Regions from separate parts of the Mus musculus genome. Here region 1 is linked to region 2. The links are chromatin contacts, found by Hi-C or POLR2A ChIA-PET in ENCODE. All regions are on one chromosome and are shown on one strand. Each heading gives the region's core, a stretch centred on a gene start or an enhancer-like site at or near the end of the contact. The rest is flanking DNA. Distances are from core to core; before and after follow the strand shown. Region 1 holds the start of Prelid3b (PRELI domain containing 3B). Region 2 holds the start of Ctsz (cathepsin Z).

Region 1 (5,610 bases), core at 1,796-4,295, 34 kb after region 2:
AGAAGTTCAGGACCCGTGATAAGAACTAGGAAGGTCCCACCACCAATTCACAATTAGCATCTTCCTTATCAATATGGTAAATAACATGAGCTCCCTTGGTCATTCCCCGCTGTTTTTTCCATGTCTGGCTTCTGCTCTGCAAAGGCCGCGCAATAGGAAAGGTGGAGGCCCTGATGACCTCCTTTAGCATGATCACCTGCCTCCGGGAGCAAACTGTGATTCTTCATCCAACCCAGCTTGGATTTTTCGGGGACTTCGGAGGCACGACACATGATTGGTGCTCAGGTGTGCAGTAAGTTTTGAGACCCCCCCCCCCCCCCATCAACTGATTGTACAGTTTGTCCTAGGCACTGCCCTGTCCAAGATAACTGCTTCCACTTCTGTCAGTTACCAGTGTTCCCATTACAGGAGTGAGATTGGACAGGCCAGTCAGCTGTGGCCAGGGTCTTCTTCACATAGTGATGCTATGTTAATGCAGATAAACCTAACTGCGGGGACACGAGCTATCATGTATCTGCCCTTGGTGAAGCTTGAGCTAGGTCAACAGTGATGTTTCCCTATTGGCCTGAAGAGAAGAGATATGGAAAAACCACAATAAGGCACGGTGGCCCCAGGATGTTTATTAATTTTCAGAATGGGGGAGGAGATAAGTGCATGGTCGGTAGCTAACCATGCTTCCTGATTGGATGAGGGACCAAGAAGGGCCTCCTCTGATTTTCATTTTAGATAGTTGCCATAGTGACAAGAAGAGGCCTTGGCCTATATCACTGCCATTTGGGGACTGTTTAGATTTATGAAGCTTCTACTTACAGACCTTTGTTGACTGTGGAATAGGGCTTGAGATTAAAAACAAATTAAGGCTCACTTATACAATATGTAGAGTTTGAAATCCATCTTCAGAAAGCAAGGACACAGACAGTATGGAAATCGGTGGAGTGAGACTAAAAACATACCAAGCAGCTTTGGTAGTGACTGGTTAATCAGGGCTTCTCAAGAAGACAGTGCCCAAAAAAATCCAAGCTAGGTTGGATGAGGAATGACCTAGAGTCCTGCTTGAGAGAGCAATGTTCTCAAGATGGAACCCTGAAAAAGGAAGCAAGACATCAAGACTGCAATTCAGGAGGCGAAGTGGGAAGTTCAGTGCGCTTCTGTCTCTGTTACTGTTTTGAGATGTGGCCTTGCTATGCTGTCCTGGCTGCCCAGCACACACTGTGTACCCGGATGTTCAGGCTAGCCTGATATTCATGGGAATTCTCCTGTCTCAGGCTCCCAAACTGTTAGGGTTACAGGCATGCAGCACCATCCTGGCTGACATACAGATCCTGGTGCCAAAGTGCATGTAGGCTGGGACTTTGGGTGGCCCAACCGGTCTGGATACAAGGCACTGCTGGGCTCCTCCCAGGGAGCAGTTGTGTATCTATCTTCTAGAAGACAGGTCCTTCAGCTTTCATCTACTCCAGAGGTCTGTGGCAAAAATAGACTAGGATCACCAACGACCGACTTTCATTGAACACATGCCGTTAGGAAAGGGAAGGGATGGATCCAAGGGTTGGGGTAGGGGGGGTGAGGGGGGAGGCAAGCCGAGGAAAGAGTATAGATGTAGAGAACCGTAAGGGAGGAACAAGTTCTAAGTTCTAAGGATGACACTTTGGGCCAACAGCTCTGAAGCAAAGCATTCAGATGTAGAAGAGGACTGGGGTCCAGAACCCCTTGTTCTGAAACAGACAGCATCCTAAGGACCACAGCCCCTCAGTCCCAGAAGTGGTACAAACGTTGAGAGTCCCTTCTAGTTCTAGTAGTTTGTCCTTTCTGGGACACAGCAGGTACTCAGATATGATCTACTATGTAAAACTTCTTTTACAATTACCCTCAGTAATCAGGATTGGCATTTGTAGATTAAAAGGCACCATAAAGCTATACTATTAAAACAGTGTGGCAACATTGGCCAAGTGAGTGAAGGAGCTCAGATCATCTGGAAGTGGTTTCGGATGTAAGTCAACAATAACTATGACAAGATGACATTGTAGAATAGAGCACAATAAATCAGTCAGAAAGGAGGGCTGGAACAAGGCGTAAACCAGTTATTTAGGTAGAAAGCTCTGTTGTTCTTGTGTGTGGCACCATGAACCTGGGTGGTATAATTCCCAACACCCCACTGACTCTGATCCTGTTTCCCACTATAAGTTCAGAGAACCATAAAGCTGTGACTGGATGTGATAGCAGACACTGGCTATCAGTCAGCTGTCATGGCTGAGAGGAATAGGAAACAGAGGTGACAAATTATCTGCAAGAGCAGGCCCTGGTCTCTAGATCAAGAGATCTTGATCAAGAAATCAAGAGATCTGCTCTCCAGATTGACTGTCATCAATGTTTGGCATCATGGTAGCATGAGCTGAGACCAACAGGAAGACACTCCACGTGGGTGGCCAGCTTTCTAGATGTCCGTGGGGGTGAGGGGCGCTATAACATGGGGGATTTCAGTCAGAACAACCCAGGTCACTCAGGCCATCATGCCATCACTGGGGTTCAGCCACGACACCGTGAGTCTGTCAGGTATCAGTCAGGGCACTCCAGCCACCACAAGCCGTCGGGGTTCAGTCAGGTCCCGGTGAGTCTGTCAGGTATCAGTCAGGAAACTCCAGGATACCCTGGATACGTCGGCGCTCAGGACACCCCAAAACCCTGTGAAGCCCTCGGGCCTCGTGCTCTGTGACCCCTGGAGTCACTTCCGGATCAGGCTCGACGGCCCGCTCTTGTCTTCCGTCAGTGGCGACGGTGTGGGAGGAATTCCCAGGCCTGGGGACAGGGAGCCCTAGCTCGGGTCGGGGTCGTGACCTTGGCGATCCCCCCGAGTCCCGAGCTCCGCTTGTCTCGCTACACCCGACGCCAGGAAGTTCCCCGAGGGCGCCGGAGGCGGGCGCCGCACCCACACTCACTCAAAGACGTGCTCCGAAGTCCAGATCTTCATGGTGCCAGCTGCCTGCCCGGTGTCCCTCAGTGTCCGGGGACAGTGAGGCACAGAAGTTCGCCGGCCCCGCCCCGTCCCGGCCGGCCGGCCTCGCAGCGCGCAGGCGCCGTCGAGCCAGGCGCTAGGACGCCCGGAAGTGCCATCCCGCGGCCTAGCCAAGCCGGGTTTGGCTCCGCCCCGCGGCGCAGTCCTGCCCAGTCTTCTTGGCTCAGAGCAACCAAGCCCCGCCCCCCATGCTCGGCGCAATCAAGTCCCTCCTTCGTGAAGGCTCAGTGCGCCGGCGCAGAGCCGAAAAGTGAGGCGGCCGGCCGGCGCCGCACTACGCATGCGCGGGCCTTGGCGGCGGGACTTTTTGGCTGGTTTGGCGGGTTGCTGATATGTGTCTAAAGTTCTCATTGGATGTGGCTGAGCCTGGCGGCGTTTGCCAGAGTACGGTTTTGTGGTGTGGTCTTAGAGAGTTAGTCCCACCTCTTCAATCTAAGCAGTGGGGTGGCGGGACAGGGGTGGTTTCAATCAGCACCCGTGCCCTTGCCAGCCCAGGGTTGGTTACCCTTGGTGGAACAGGCCACCCAGACAGGGCTGGACCAATTGCTCTACGGTCATAGGTCATCTCCATCACCATTTCTCAGTGATGCCCACGCCCTCCTGTGCCTCCACAACTTCCTGTTACATATTCCTCAGCAATTACCACTCTGGAGTCATCTTGTTTATCTGTTAGCTCCCATTGTAAGTCATCCCCCAGAAAGCCAGCCCTGGCCTGTCTCCATCATGGCACTCAGCACCTCTGGATAGCAGGGGTTTAAAGGTTATTGAAAATGAAATAGTTATTTGAGGAATGAATTAATTAGGCCATTTAGTTTATCTGCTTGACTTCTAGTCTGTAGGCACGTGAGGGTGAGGCTCTTGCTAGGCTTGTTCAGTGATTTCCTCCCTGTACCTAATAATTACAGATGACATTCGTGAGAGAATGACTAAGAAGTGAGGGGGCAGGAGCGGATGGCATGTGGTTCTATTCAGAGATGTGCCGGGTAAGATGGACGAACTGCTTGGCTTGGGTTTCAGGTGTAGCTTCCCACCTCTGCGCACCCTGTTCCCCGCATCCTGTGCCTCCCGACAGAACAATTTGCCTTTTGAAATGACAGTTGGAGGAAAATCTTTGCATCTCGGTACTTAAAGAGCTACTTAGAATTACCCTTTGTCCCTAGTTTGTTCAATTGTTAAAAACAAATAAAGCCAGGTTAATTTAGGAGGGTGGATCATTTTTTTTTTTAAAATAGCCAAAGCAGTTTATATTTTAAAAGATAGAAAAATTATATTAGACAGGAAGGAAATAATATGGTTGGTAGCTGCTAAGTGTAATTTGTTTTACCTGGGGGATTATATATATATATATTCAGTACTTTGAGTGATTTCTTGGGGAGATAATGTTTTAAGGGCTGCTGAGAGGGCCCCAGCCTTTGTTAAGATGTGAAGTTAGTGCTGTGTATTACTGGCTCTAGTGCAGTCACTACAGAACAGTCAGTCCCTGCTGCCCTAGAGCTTCATGAAGCTGTTCACCAGCTAGCTGGCCAGCCTCCTCTGCCTCCTCCTCCTCCTCCTCCTCCTCTTCCTCTTTTCTCTTTTCTTTCTTTGCCCCCAGTTCAAGATTTTTTCTTTGTCAAAGTCATACCAGAAAACTTACTTCTTTTCCATTGCTCTCCAAAACATGACTGTACCAGTCTACTGATTTTGCTTCCTTCATCTGGAGTGATGGGGATGGATCGTTAGGTGGGTGGATGTCTGGGGTCCGATGGTCTTTTCTGTGTCTCCCTGTACTAAAAAATGCTAATAACTCTTTGGGGTTTGGAAAACAAGGTCTTCCTTCTATCACTGCCTCCTAGGGACACACTAAGAGGCTCACTGAGGATGCAAAACAAGGTGTTTAGACCCTTAAGAGTCATGTTAGTAATGGTTCCTTTTATTGAGAGAGAAGTCATTAGGACATTGACTTGATTTGGAATACGGTGACTGGATCTCCTGAGTCTGCCCCAGGGATGGCACCTGTGACTCCCGCCTGCCAGGAACTTCACAACTGGTGGGGGACAAACGACAAGTCAAGAGAAAACCACAAGATACCCAAAGAGAAGGCTCTATGTCGGGGAGACCATGGACTGTGAGGAGGAGCTGGTGTGAATGGGCCTCAATGACAAGCCCTGCTTCTGGCTCTGACTCTGACTGGGCCTCTGATCCGTTGATTTCGAAGCTTCGCTCAATCGCCCTCCACTTGTCATACTTTGCATCATTATTTCATCTGATAAAATTTAAATTTATCTTAAAGTTACTTAAATTTTTTGGATCAGTGTGGTATACAATAATCCACCTTTATCTGTAGGTTTGTTTTCCATAATTCTTCAACCATCCATGGTCTACTGTAGATATTAAATGAAAAACTGTAGAAGTCAATAATTCATGAGATTAATGTTGTATACTATTCCGAGTGGTGTGATGAAGTCTTGTTGCAGCTCAGTCTCCCCTGTCGTTCTGGACACACCCTGCAGAGTGTCTGTGCTGTGTACAACACCCACTGATGTAAACCATCCAGGGGGGCTGTGCTGTGTACACTTCTTATCTATGGTTCTAGGAATCCACCGTGGGCCTTGAAT
Region 2 (5,611 bases), core at 591-3,090:
CCCTGGCTACTGCTGGGGTACAGACTGCCCTCAGACAGGAACCCCTCATCCTCAAAAGAGAGTCCAGGCTGATGGGCTGAACTGAAGCTGCCATCCATCTCACAACGCAGTCTCCCGACCTGAAAGAGGCTTCCTAGGCTGGGCACTGAGAGCCAACTGGCAGGCAAGACCTACATAAGCCCTACGGGCAAGAGCACTGCCATTTCAGTAATGAAATTTCATTTTCTTAATCCTCAACCTAGGCTCCACCTACAACAGACTTGGCCAAAAAGATACCCAATCAAGAGAGGACACTGGCTGAGTCCCACTCCCAGGCAGGAGACTCCCTTCCCCATTGGTTTCCAGGAACCACCTCTGGGGATGGCAAAGCTGAATCTCCATGCTACAGGTAGATTGGCACTCCCTGGCTCCTGCTTCCTCTACCAAGGAAGGGCACAGCAGCCCTCTGGGGCCTCTCTCTTCCTACTGAATGAACTTCTACTTGACTCTTGGGCGGCCAGGCTAAGGTTCGAAGAAGAGAGCTGGGGGGGCCATTTCGTACTGGGGAACATGTTCACCTCAAATGCCAGCTGCTACTGAGAAGCAGTTTCACTTCCACGCCCCACAAACCAACTGTGAACTCAGTGATTTTGCAACACCGGTCCCATGGTTCTCAATGGCTGAAGTCACAAGTTCTGAGGAAGGGAAGGTTCCTGGGAGCCACTTGTCACCAGATTCCAGCCCAAGCCTGTCCCACAGAGGCCCTAGTAGGCCCACAGGAGAGAACTCCAGAATGACACAGCCACCTCACTCTGGCTGAGGGGAAATCCAAGTCTGAATCATGGTACAGGGCCATGGGCCCCTGTAGCCCCGGGCTATGGCTATCATGGCTCACCTAAAGGTAGATTGGATGGTGAAGTGCAGCCACCCACCTGGCCAAGATACTGGCCCTGCCCTAGGCTTAGCATGGAGCGCCAGGCCACCTACCTGCCATGGCACTGGTGCTGCCGTGGGCCCAGCAGGAACCACAGTACTGTGGGATGTGCTGGTTCCTGGTGACGCTGGCATAGTTGACACCGTTCACATTTCTCCAGTCCCAATTCTTGGGGAGATCCGCTGGGGACAGGTACTCATGCGGCCGAGGATAAGTCCTGGGAGGACATCATGGCAATGGAAACCAACTCTGGAACGCATAGGGCCTCCCCTCTCCCTACCCCCACCAGGGCCACAAATCCAGTCATTTCTCCTGTTGGCCTTCTTCCCAAACTGTGGTCGGTTCAGAACTTGACCCAGAAGAGCCACCAGCAGAACCCAGGACTATTGGAAGCTGAATGTGACAGAGCATCTCCGAAATACGCTAATGCTCACTAACAAAGGCAGTAGAGGCGAGAACTGCCCAAACCAGCAAACCCCAGAGCTCCCCGGATGTGAAAATCATCCCAAAAGGAAGGGATGGGATTTGTGCTTCCCAGGCCTAATGAGGGAGGATGGGGCAAGGTCCCAAGTGTCAGGGGGTGCGCGCCTGGCCTAGAAGTTGACCCTTTTCCTCCCTAGGCACAGCCCCGCGCCCACCTGCGCCCCAGCAGAGCCAGCTGGTCCCCGCGAATGGGATGGTAGCAAGTCTGGCCCGAGCGGAAGTAGAGTCTGGCCCGTGCCGCACTCGCCAACAGCAACATCAGCAGCACCAGGGGCAGCTGCTGCACCGACCCCGACGACGCCATGCTCCTGCTCCGGGCCAATTCGGATCCTGGATCACGCGCAGCACCTTCGACCTCTTGACCCGACCCGCAGGCCCACGCGCTCGGGACGCCCCGCCCGGTCCTTTAGGAGGCGCCCAAGTTGGACACACCCCGAGGGCGGGGCCTTCCCCGCTGCTCCTGCCCCCGCCCCGCCCCGCTCGGCAGCCCCCAGGAGATAATCTGCCTCACTAGGAATCAAACAACCGGATCAGCAGAACCTGGGGTCACACAACCAGACCCCAGACCTGACAGTGCCACCAGCCATTGTGATAACACGGACTGACAGCAAAACTTAAGTTTACTATTCAGAGACCCAGGCATCCTGGAGCAGGGTAGGGCTCAGCAGGCTTCCATTGGCCCACTCAGCCCAGATTCTTTTGTTTCTCTGCTCTGGAGTGTGGTGCAGTGTCCCATTAGGTTAGGTCTCCCTAGGAGCGCACAGAGATATCCTGAGGCTGGAAGAAGGTGTGGGTCATACCCAGCATTGGACTCTAGCCTGGCTTTCTGAGCCCCTCCTCTCCACCCCCCAAGACCCAGGCTTTTCCTGAAGAGACAGCTCTCCTTCACAGAGAAGGATCCTTCCAGGATTACTCTTTTCTTTTTTCTTTTTTTTCTTTTTTTTCACTTGGCACATATATCGTGAGTCCCTGGGGTTCTGGAAAGGGTCCCTGCTAACCAGACTCTTCCAAGATGAGGAACTGAGAAAGAAGTGGGACCTGGCCAGCCTAGGTTTCGTAATGGGAGAATTTCCCCTTCCCCCTGTGCCCCGTGAGCTATTGTCAGCAGTCCCAGGCCACAAAGCTATCTCTTCTTCTGTAAGAAACATCCCCTGGTGTTTTATCTCAGGCTCTCTCCAGGTGGTGGGTGTGAGATTCCTGATGCGCGATGGCCAGTGGGGCTACAGCCATTCCTCTGTCTGTGGATAGGGGCAGTCAGAAATCATAATGGCTGTCTTGCTGCCTGCCTTTCCAGATCACCCAGGATTCCAACAAGACTCAAAAGCCTGCTGGATACCTCCTGTCAGAGAGCAGAACAAGACCTCAGAAGCAAACTTGGGGCTACCCTTAACAACGCAAGAGTTTTGTTCCCTGTTGCTATAAAGTAGTCACGGAGGCAAATGAACACTGGCATCTGTATGTTGAAATCTTTCATCCTGGGGGGTCATGGCAACCTCTCCCTTCTGCTGGGTGGTAAGTAGCCTGGTAGGAATGAGGGCCTCCCAAGGCCCAGGCAGAGACCTGAGTTCCCTAAGCCAGTTCTCCCCAGTAGTGACCATGCATTGACCTTAGAGCCCTTCGGTCCACTCTGGGGGAGTGTCGCCTCCCACGTGGGTTCCACATGGGCTCTCTCTCGCAGGAAGGGGACAATTGGTCTTGGCGATTCTATGGCATCCCACAGGCAAGGTCTAGTGAAGAGCACAATAGGGCAGCAGCGTTTATCGGGAGAGTGTGTACTCAGTGTGCTCACGGTCCCAAGTTCAATCCCTGGCACAGATAACGAGCAAATGAATGAGTGGAGTTTTAAAATTAACAAAATATACACTTTAAATAATGTGTCGTCTATGTGTGCCTATATGTTATATGTGTGCATGAGTCTGGGTGTCCTTGGAGGCCGGAAGAGCATACCCAGCACCATGGAACTGGAGTTAGAAGCTGCTGTGAGCCAATAGATGTGGGTGCTGAGAACAGAGCTCTGGCCCTCTGGAAGGGCAGTCTGTGTGCTCAACTTCTGAATTAGTTAATTAGCTAATTAATTAATTAAAATGAATGAAAGGAAGGAAAGAAGGAAGAAAGGAAGAGCTGAAAATATTTTGTGAGTAACAGAGGTTGTCGTCCCCCCCCCAGAAGCCAGCCAGGGGCGGCTTTTCTTCTTCTTCTTCTTCTTCTTCTTCTTCTTCTTCTTCTTCTTCTTCTTCTTCTTCTTCTTCTTCTTCTTCTTCTTCTTCTTCTTCTTCTTCTTCTTCTTTTTTTAAGGCTCTCTGGCAAAGTTTTATTAAAGGAAAACTTTCTTGTTTACTTCTCACCAGTCTGTTCTGGCGTGCTTCTAATAATATCAGAATCACCTGGGTCAATGATAGCCAGTGTGCATACGCTGTAGTATTTTCCACACGCTGTACCCAGTTCAATATTAGTGCCACTGTACTGATGGACACCAGTTTTAGCCAATATTCTAGCAGTTTTAGACATAGTATTCTAGTTCAGATTTCCTCAAAGCTGGGCAGCTGTTAGTGAGGACAGCCAACTTTGCGTTGCCTTGTCTGATCATCTTCAGAGTCTGTTTGTATCCCAGCACATACGTTCCACTTTTCATAACAAGCTGGAACCTAGAGTTGATCAACTCCAGAGACTTTTTCATCTTCTTTGCAGCCACCATCTTCATGCCTTAGGTACAGGACAACCCCCAACCAAAATCAGCCGATAAGATGGCCGGGGAAGGAAGATAGGCCAGGGTCTTCTTGATGGTGCAAAGTCCACTCACACATTCCAGGGCTTACAGTCTTCCTGGAGTCAGCAGACAGGAGGGCCCCAGACTGAACGCTCATGTCTCACGATGGTTTACAAGGGAGCTTACCATCTTCATCTGGCCATGTGGTGTTGACAACCCTGGGGTACTGTGAGCATGTTTGGGCATCATCACAGCAAACACTCAGACGCTATTTAGATATGATGGGCATGCCACGAGGGCATGTGACCTCCCCTCGCTGGCCCTGTCTCGTAGGTCCACGAGCTTAGGAGGCTTCACTTTTTCCCAGGCTCAGAAAATTGCATAGCAGGTGCGATGACCTTAGTGTCATCTGCGTGGCCCGCAGGAAGTCGTGAAGGCTAAAAGGCACCCGTCTGTCGTCTTGCTCTGTAAGCACTGTCACAAGGAAGCATTTATCTGATGAATCTCACTAAACGCTGCTTAAAGGAGTGGGGGAAGGGGTTACGATATTACGGGCTAGTGAGGTACACATTGTCCAAGATGGGTGAGCAGAAGCCCATTGGGCTTCCCTATCAGAGCATGGGAGGTGGCGAGAAGAGAGGTTGGTTAGAGAGAGGGGAAGGGGGCCCAAGATTTTTAAGCCAAGAAAGAAACGGGCCTATGACTCACTCTCTGTATGTTATTCCAGCCCCTTGTGATGGCAGCATAGCCGAGCTGCCAAGGGCTCTTCACATTGAAGTTTAGTGCTGCTGGAGTAATATTTAACCACCCTGCTCTAAAGACCCCACTGGCAACCCTGCTTTATAATTTTGTAAGTCCATGCTAAAGGGGCACCCTTCTCACGGGTCTTTTTTTTTTTTTTTTTTTTTTTTTTTTTTTTTTTTTTTTTTTTGATGTGTGTGTGTATTTGTGTGTGTGTCCTGTTGCAAATTCCAATATTTACTGCTGCTGTTCTTGAAGGACCTCAGTCCTAAGGGCTTCTCTGAAGGGCACATGGGTAAAGGTTGCTAGGACCCGGGAAGTGTAAATTATGTGGTCTATCTCTGCCCTGGTCCCATTCGTGCAGAAGGCTGAGTTCATCCCGGTGGCTGGCCCCCCCCCCCCCCCCGCAGCCGACTCAATGGCCTGGCAGCATGGAGCCACAGCCTGAAAGGTGTGTCCCCTTTTGACACCACGTCAGGTGTCGGGGAGGTCATTCTGGGCACAGTGACTCATCTCCTACTTTGGGCCTGGAAAGAAAGAGTCAGGGCAGGGCCCGCACCTTCCTGCCTTGCAGGCTCTGCTCACACACATGTCGTCGCTTCCAGCAGGTGTTTTATGAGCAGTCGTGTGTCTCTGCCACCCAGGCTTGGGGCAGTGAAGCAGGTGCTCGTGAGCTGGGCATGTTTCCGGAAACCACTACACGGTTCTCTGCCTGAGTAACTGGCAGCCCTGGGCTGTTCCCAGAGATAATGTGAGTCATCCCAGCT

What was found. Hi-C counts contacts between places; a loop is a spot of excess contacts on that map. ChIA-PET counts read pairs that join two places held with the same protein, here RNA polymerase II (POLR2A).
Region 1: a loop to region 2 is called in a map of heart, with 2.2 times the contacts of the local background. The contact joins the promoter of Prelid3b here to the promoter of Ctsz in region 2. A Hi-C loop is called at or near these places in 3 of 37 maps with a recorded cell type or tissue (T-helper 1 cell, heart and v-Abl transformed pro-B cells). POLR2A ChIA-PET finds 5 or more read pairs at or near these places in 3 of 5 experiments (Patski and embryonic stem cell).

Annotation. Positions count from the first base shown.
Region 1 is chr2:174,469,896-174,475,505 of GRCm38, forward strand. Prelid3b (PRELI domain containing 3B) reads right to left here and starts at 3,046. Exons shown (of 6, transcript NM_025531.2): 1 at 2,937-3,046. The coding sequence starts at 2,968. Gm38546 (a long non-coding RNA gene) reads left to right here and starts at 3,116. Exons shown (of 2, transcript XR_867090.2): 1 at 3,116-3,694; 2 at 3,919-4,214.
Region 2 is chr2:174,437,199-174,442,809 of GRCm38, forward strand. Ctsz (cathepsin Z) reads right to left here and starts at 1,841. Exons shown (of 6, transcript NM_022325.5): 1 at 1,552-1,841; 2 at 967-1,130. The coding sequence starts at 1,700. It also overlaps the pseudogene Rpl30-ps5.